Regions from separate parts of the Homo sapiens genome. Here region 2 is linked to region 1. The links are chromatin contacts, found by Hi-C or POLR2A ChIA-PET in ENCODE. All regions are on one chromosome and are shown on one strand. The core of a region is the stretch at or near the end of the contact, and the rest is flanking DNA. Distances in the headings are between cores, read along the strand shown.

What was found. Hi-C counts contacts between places; a loop is a spot of excess contacts on that map. ChIA-PET counts read pairs that join two places held with the same protein, here RNA polymerase II (POLR2A). Pooled maps may share reads with other maps.
Region 2: a map of CD8-positive, alpha-beta T cell shows a loop between it and region 1 (15-fold over the local background). The contact joins the enhancer-like site here to the promoter of RFNG in region 1. A Hi-C loop is called at or near these places in 1 of 168 maps with a recorded cell type or tissue (CD8-positive, alpha-beta T cell), 3 of 37 single-sample maps with no recorded cell type and 11 of 50 pooled maps. POLR2A ChIA-PET finds 5 or more read pairs at or near these places in 6 of 52 experiments (BJ, GM12878, H1 and 3 more).

Annotation. Positions count from the first base shown.
Region 1 is chr17:82,050,267-82,053,717 of GRCh38, reverse strand. It overlaps RFNG (RFNG O-fucosylpeptide 3-beta-N-acetylglucosaminyltransferase), which reads left to right and starts at 1,907. Exons shown (of 8, transcript NM_002917.2): 1 at 1,907-2,218; 2 at 2,376-2,424; 3 at 2,954-3,056; 4 at 3,163-3,316. The coding sequence starts at 1,952. GPS1 (G protein pathway suppressor 1) reads right to left here and starts at 1,820. Exons shown (of 13, transcript NM_001321092.3): 1 at 1,754-1,820; 2 at 352-444. The coding sequence starts at 1,786. RefSeq lists silencers at 1,513-1,642, 1,703-1,952, 2,223-2,372 and an enhancer at 1,593-2,262.
Region 2 is chr17:82,151,225-82,154,675 of GRCh38, reverse strand. CCDC57 (coiled-coil domain containing 57) reads left to right here. Exons shown (of 19, transcript NM_001394669.1): 15 at 2,903-3,116. Among named protein-coding and RNA genes, the nearest start is that of FASN, 55 kb to the right of the region's middle. Within about 2 kb of position 1,640, at least 6 of the 41 ENCODE cell types and tissues checked have a DNase peak (open chromatin) inside an H3K27ac peak, as active enhancers do.

The DNA.
Region 1 (3,451 bases), core at 658-3,157:
TGCTGTCCCAGGAGCTACGAAGACCGCTGGGGTGGGCCTGGCGCAGGAGCCTCAGGAGTGGGACCCTGCACCCGGGGGCTTTCGGGGATAGACACCCACTAGTGACTGCTGGTCGCTAGGCTGAGCGGGGAGGAGACCTGCCCTGGCTTCTCCATGAGCAGCATCTGAAGCTGAGCTACAAGCCTCATGTGAGTGCGCAATCAGAAACGCTGATGGTTTCGGGGTCAGAAAAAGACGACAGCGATCACTGAGGAGGATCATTCTACCTGCTGTGCAGGCTGCAGCGGGGAGTGTGCCCTGGACCCCTCAGCAGGACTGAGACACCCAAGGTCCCCCCACTGGGCTCCGTACCAGGCTGGGGTTCTCCACCACGTAGTTGACGTCAGGTGCATTCTGCGGGTCTTCCTGGGGGTCCACGTCGATCTGCATGGGCTCCACGGCCCCCTGCAACATGGGCCAGGCACCTGGCACCTCGTCCTGGGGACTGCCCCAGGAGGGCGAGAGACCCGCACTGTTCTCTGAGGTCAGCTCTGCCCAAGATCTTCCAGGCCAGTCGGACCACACTCCCGCCGCTGCTGTCCCCCAGGTGTGCCCTCCCAGTCACCCCCGCCCCCACCCAGGCTCCTGTGCCACCACATCAGGGAGGGGTCTCCTCACAAGACTCTAAGGCTCAGAAGCAGAAACCCCTCGCCTGATTCTAGCCGCTCATCTCTGAAAGCCAGAAAGCAGACAGGGGACAACCAACTACACAGGGGCCTCTGAGGGCCCCTACACGTTCCCAGCCACCATCCTGATGTAGTTTCCTCCAAGCCACGGAGAAGAACGGGACGCCACCTCAACCCCAGGAGGCAGGAGGACCAGCCCCCGGAATCTGTCCTGAGCAGCGGAGCAGCAATACTGGGCTGAGAGTCACGCCACGGAGTTGGGAGAAGGGGAAAAGAGTCATCTCAGGGAGCCTCATGGCCCCCAGCTGGGAGACACAGAGAAGCCAGGACCTCGGCTTAACACAAAGCAGGCTGGAAAAGCCGCCATGCCGGGCACTCGCCGGACCCGTGGGCCTCCCGCGCTCCTTCGGGAAAAGCACCAAGAGCTCGGCTCCCTCCGCAGGCCCCGGGCCCACCGGGGCTCCCTCCCCTCCTGCGCTTGGCACTGAGTCCCTGTCCTCGGCCAGCAGAGCAGCAGGGGCCCAGCCACAGCAGGGGCGGCCGGGGCCCTGCTCCCCCCTCCCTCGCTCGGGGGTCCCTGTCCTGGAAGGTACCTCGTAGAGCAGCGTACAGGCCGACAGGCTGGCGCTCAGGCTGAAGTCCCCGGCCGTGCCGGGCAGGACGAGGTCTGACCTACTGCTGTGAGGGGTGCAGTACAGATCTGTCACTGACGAGGAGGCCGAGCTGGGGGCCGAGCTATCCCTCATTCTGTCCTGACTTTCTGCACCCCCCGACCCTGACACAGAGCTGGCTGGCTGCTGAAGGGAGAAAGAGCGTTAGCGTCGGGGCGGCCGGGAACCTCTCCCGTGAGCTGCTGGGAGGGGAGGCGGGGCGGGCGCGGCCCGGCGGCCCCCGATCGCAGCGCGCAGCCACGGCGGAGACGCGCCCTCGGCCCTGCAGCCCCCGACGCGCGCTGCCCGCGGAGGCCCGGCACGGAGCGTGCCCGACCGACTCCTGGCGCAGGCCCCGCGCCCCTGCTCGACCTCAGCCCGGCCCCAGTGGCGGGGGGCGCGGGGGCGCGGAGGCCCGGGGCGGCCTCGGCTCGTTACCTGCAAGTTAAACACCTGAACCGGCAGCGGCATCTTGCACCCACCCCGCCGCGGCGTGCCGTCCACTTCCGGGGCAGCGAAGCCGTCGCTTCCGGGGCGCGGGGCGGGGCGGGGCCGCTGCGTTCTTAAAGGGGCCGCCGCCCACCCACGGCTCCGGCCAGGTTCTCCGCTCGCAGCGCCGGGGGTCCCGGCGGCCGCATGAGCCGCGCGCGTGGGGCGCTGTGCCGGGCCTGCCTCGCGCTGGCCGCGGCCCTGGCCGCGCTGCTGTTACTGCCGCTGCCGCTGCCCCGCGCGCCCGCCCCGGCCCGGACCCCCGCCCCGGCCCCGCGCGCGCCCCCGTCCCGGCCCGCTGCCCCCAGCCTGCGGCCTGACGACGTCTTCATCGCCGTCAAGACCACCCGGAAGAACCACGGGCCGCGCCTGCGGCTGCTGCTGCGCACCTGGATCTCCCGGGCCCGCCAGCAGGTGCGCCGGACCCCGACCCCGACGGCGAGCCCCACGCCCACCCGCCCCGCCTCCCAGGGTCTAGGCCCGGCCCAGGCCCCCGGAGGCTCCGCGCGGGGCGGGTCGGTCTCCGGCCTGGGCAGCGCCCCAGAAGCCTCATAGATTGTTTCTCCCCCAGACGTTTATCTTCACCGACGGGGACGACCCTGAGCTCGAGCTCCAGGGCGGTGAGTGTCCCCCACTCCCCGGCGCCCGCGGGATCTGCCCCCCGAGCCTTTCTCGCTCCGAAGCCACGGCCCCTTCGCTGCTGTGGGTGCCTTTCTCTGCCCAGGCTCCCGAGGCCCGGGGAGGCCCCGACGCTGCCCAGGTCACGCGGCCTGCGGAGGGCCCACCCTGCCAGCCAAGCTCTGCTCCCCACCAGCCTCTCACACTAGCCGCTTCCCGGGGCGTGGGGCTAGTGCCACGTCCCCTGAAGAAGCGCCAGCAGGGAATCCGCCCTTCCAGGCCAGGTCAGGGCGAGCTGCCTCCGTCCTGTTTCCACTCAAGAGATCCCAACCGATGGCCGCCTGCTTCAGCCTCGGTGGCACCAGCAGGGTCAGCGCGTGAGGGCTAGGGCTGTGGTTGGACCCAGGCAAGGTGTCCAGGCATGTCAGACAGCCACGTTGTGCCCTGGCCCTTGGGGGCAGGTGGGGCACAGGCCTTACCCCAACCCCAGTGCCATCCTCTACGTGCGTGCTTCCCGTCTCTGATTCGCAGGCGACCGTGTCATCAACACCAACTGCTCGGCGGTGCGCACTCGTCAGGCCCTCTGCTGCAAGATGTCCGTGGAGTATGACAAGTTCATTGAGTCCGGGCGCAAGTACGCGGCGCTGACCCGACCCGCAGAGAGCTCAGAGCCAAGCTGGGTGGGGGCCTCCTGTCCAGCCATGCCAGGCCCTCGTGCCCAGGACTCCCCTCGCCCACAGGTGGTTTTGCCACGTGGATGATGACAATTATGTGAACGCCAGGAGCCTCCTGCACCTGCTCTCCAGCTTCTCACCCAGCCAGGACGTCTACCTGGGGCGGCCCAGCCTGGACCACCCCATTGAGGCCACCGAGAGGGTCCAGGGTGGCAGAACTGTGAGTGTCGGAGCAGACGCCATCGGAGCAGACGCCTTCCTTGACACCAGCCCGGGAGGCACAGCAGAGGGCGTGGAAAGCTGGCTTGAGAAGGGCATAGGGTTGGGGGCCCAAGCTGATCCACCCAGGTGGTTT
Region 2 (3,451 bases), core at 391-2,890, 100 kb before region 1:
TGCACAGGAGAGACGGTGTCAGGGCATCATCTGTAGAAACACCATGTGGGACCATGGACCCTGCACAGGAGAGACAGTGTAGAAATGCCACGTGGGACCCTGGACCCTGCACAGGAGAGATGGCGTCAGGGCGTTATCTGGACGGTTGGTGACATTTGCACACGGGCCACGGACCAGGTCACGTATTGTGTACACCCACCCAAGTACTGAGGTGTGACGCGGCACTGCGTCTCCAGCCTACCTCCTGTAGTGCAGGAAGCCAGTGCAGGGTGGGTGAGGAAGTGCACAGGGGTCCAGGGACTGTCCCACAGCACTCCTGACGAAAGCTGGTCCCCTTCCACGGCCCTAGCCAAGGAGCCAGGTCTGCAAAGCTGGGACCAGGTGTGTGCGGAGGCACGTGTTCCCACTTCTCCCATGGCAGAGGGAGAGCCTGTGGACAACAGTGGGGCACTCTGCTCCCAGGCAGGTCCCACTGGGCTGAGCCGCACAGCCTGGCTTTGGGCTTCCCTGACTGCACCACCCACATCAGCTGCCTCTAGCCCTTAAAATACAAAACTTCCCCCAGTCACTGGCCGCCAGGGCTGAGTTGGGGGATGTGTTACATCCCTGGGTCCACTGGGGGGCAGTGTTGGCCATGGTGTTGGTGCTGGCTCTGCCGAGAGGCGTTGGAGTGGCTGTGTGGGGCGGTGAGCGCCGGCCCAGCCTGATGGAACCCACTGTACCAGGCCCAGGCCTCAGCCTCTGAGAAGGACTTCCCTGTGTCACTCACTCATACATGTCCTCAGGACGTGAAGACATTTCAGCAGACCAAAGTTTCCTTCGAATTTTCTTCGAATCGTCCAGATACTTGGAGACATCTCCTCCTCACCTGTGGGGTGCTGGGGCAGTCCTAGGCGTGGGGGCAGATGGGTGGACAGCTGCTGCTGCCCTGCTGGGGGTGGGCAGCCCTTGGAGCACACAGTGGTGAAGACATTCCTGAATATGTCTCAGGCTGTAGAAATCTTATTTTGTGGAAAGATTTTAGAGAATCATCAAAATAAACTTTTACCAAATAACATTTTACCAGAAACTGAATCCGAGAGAAGTAGAATCGTTCACTCCCTGCCCCCCAGGTCACTGTGTGCAGAATCACGTGACTAGGACATGGGCCCTGTGATCCATGCCCTCCTTCCTTTGCCTGTGGGGTCAACAGCAAGAAGGCCCCTCAGTGCCCCTCAAGCCTGGCACCAGCCGCAGGGCCTGGTGTAACTTTGCAGGGAGAGGGGACTGCTTTTGAAGACGGAATTTTCTCTTAAATCTCTAAGTGTTTTGAGGTTTGCAAAATCTGTTTTCGGGATTGTTCTTTCTTCAGTTAAAATAACAAAATAACCCAGTGTGTTCCTGTAGAGGATCCAGGGTTTTAGAACCGGACTTGCGAGTCTCACCTGCCTGGCCCCTCTCCCCCAGCCCCAGGCCATCTGCAATCTGTTTTACCAGCACAGGCCTCCCTTCCTCTCCCTCTGCCTTGGCCTCTCCCACACCCAAGAGCCCATTCCTGTCTATTCTCCCAGGGTGGTGAGTGAGCCTCTGCACCACACTTGCCAAGGGTGCTCACGGAGCAGGCATGAGGCCCGCTTACTGGAGGAAGCGAGTCTGGACTCGGGCTCAGGCCTGTGGCGAGCCTTCATGGGGGCTGCCCTGCACCCGTCCTCAGCTGGGGCCTGCGGCACCATAGAACTTTCTCTGTCCAAGAGGAAAGCAGACATCTCTCCCCTTCGATGTGTCATCCCCCGCGGCCCCCGAGCGTCCCACATGAACCTGCGGCACATGCCCGGAGGCACTGCATACAGTGGCTGCACCCCAGGCCATCCAAAGAACAGCAGCACCTGGAAGGCAGCAGCACCTGCCAGCCCTGGAAAGGCACACCAGGAAGCTGGCGGGGACAGGGTGTGCTGGCCTGTTCCAGGAACTCGGAGCTCATGTGGCCAGGGCCAGGTGCAGCCTGGCTCCTTACAGGGGCCAGGAGTGGCACGGGAGAAGTAGGTCGTCGGCTCCCGTCTTGCCAGGGCCTGGACACTACTGCTTTTTCCTGTGCCCCCATTTTTGGTCCAGGCATCCCTTTGTGTTGGGATTGCACTCTGTAGCACTGGAATGATGTGGGCTGCAAGTCCAGGTTGGGCTGAGTGAGGACAACACAGTGCTTCCCAGGGGCTCAGATCTAGGGTTGACCCAGGCTTGGGGTGCTAAGGGGGAGCCCAGCCAGCTCCTGCCCCTGTGTCGGCCTCCTCCCTCTCCACTGCCTTTGTGCTCCCCCTGCACCTGCTTCAGGAGGGAAGCCACAGCCGGCCTGCAGGGTGGTTGTGGGGTGTCCAGCTGGCAGGTAGAGAAAGGAGGGACCCCAAGGAGTGGAGGAGGGCCAAGCCACGCTGGCGGGAGCTGTCCTCCTGGGTCCTGGGCACTGCTAGAGGCCACAGCCTTCTCTCTGCTCTCCCTGGGCCGCCTTCCTGGGTCCTGGGCACTGCTGGAGGCCACAGCCTTCTCTCTGCTCTCCCTGGGGAGCTGCTGTGCTGGTTGGGTGTCCTCAGATTCTCCTTGTGTTCACTTGAAAGACACAAAGGCATAGATGACCAGAAGGCAGGGATGGCGGGGAGGAGGCGGAGGGCTGTGAGGGCCTGGGAGATCTGGGGGCCACCCTGGCCTGGGAGATCTGTGGGCCTTTATTCTATTTGTGGAAGAGAAGGAACCCACTGAAGCACTGGGAGCAGCGACTCTTTTTGTCTTTCTTTTGGAAGGATGTCACCCAGTGACAGCCAGCAGTGCCCACCCTGGAAGAGCAGGTGAAGAGGCTCCTTGGGTGGGCACCCCTGGCGTCCTCCCATGAGGGCAGCCTCACAGGGGTGTCTGCCTGTGAGTTTTGTTACAGGGCCTCACCAAGAGAGGGCCTATGGAGGCCGAGGACCAGGGGGAGCTTTTCCTGCACCTCCGGTCAGTGGCACGTGCCCCCCAGACCTTATCTATGCACCGACTCCAGAGAAAGCTGAAGGAGGCAGCCAGAAAAATCATCAGCCTCCGCCTGGAGAAAGAGCAGCTCATCGAGATGGGGAACAGGCTCCGTGCAGAGCTGGGCCGACCCGAAAGTGAGTCCGGGAAGTGGAGGCCATGGCCTGAGTGTGGGTCAGGTTCTGGGTGTGCACCTGGTTCTGGGTGTGCGCCAGGTTCTGGATGTGGGTCAGATTCTGGGGGTGCACCAGGTTCTGGATGTGGGTCAGATTCTGGGGGTGCGCCAGGTTCTGGGTGTGGGTCAGGTTCTGGGTGTGTGCCAGGTTCTGGGTGTGTGCCAGGTTCTGGGTGTGCACCTGGTTCTGGGTGTGCATCTGGTTCTGGGTGCGGGTCAGGTTCTGGGTATGCGCCTGGTTCTGGGTGCGGGTCAGGTTCTGGGTGTGTGCCAGGTTCTGGGTGTGTGCCAGGTTCT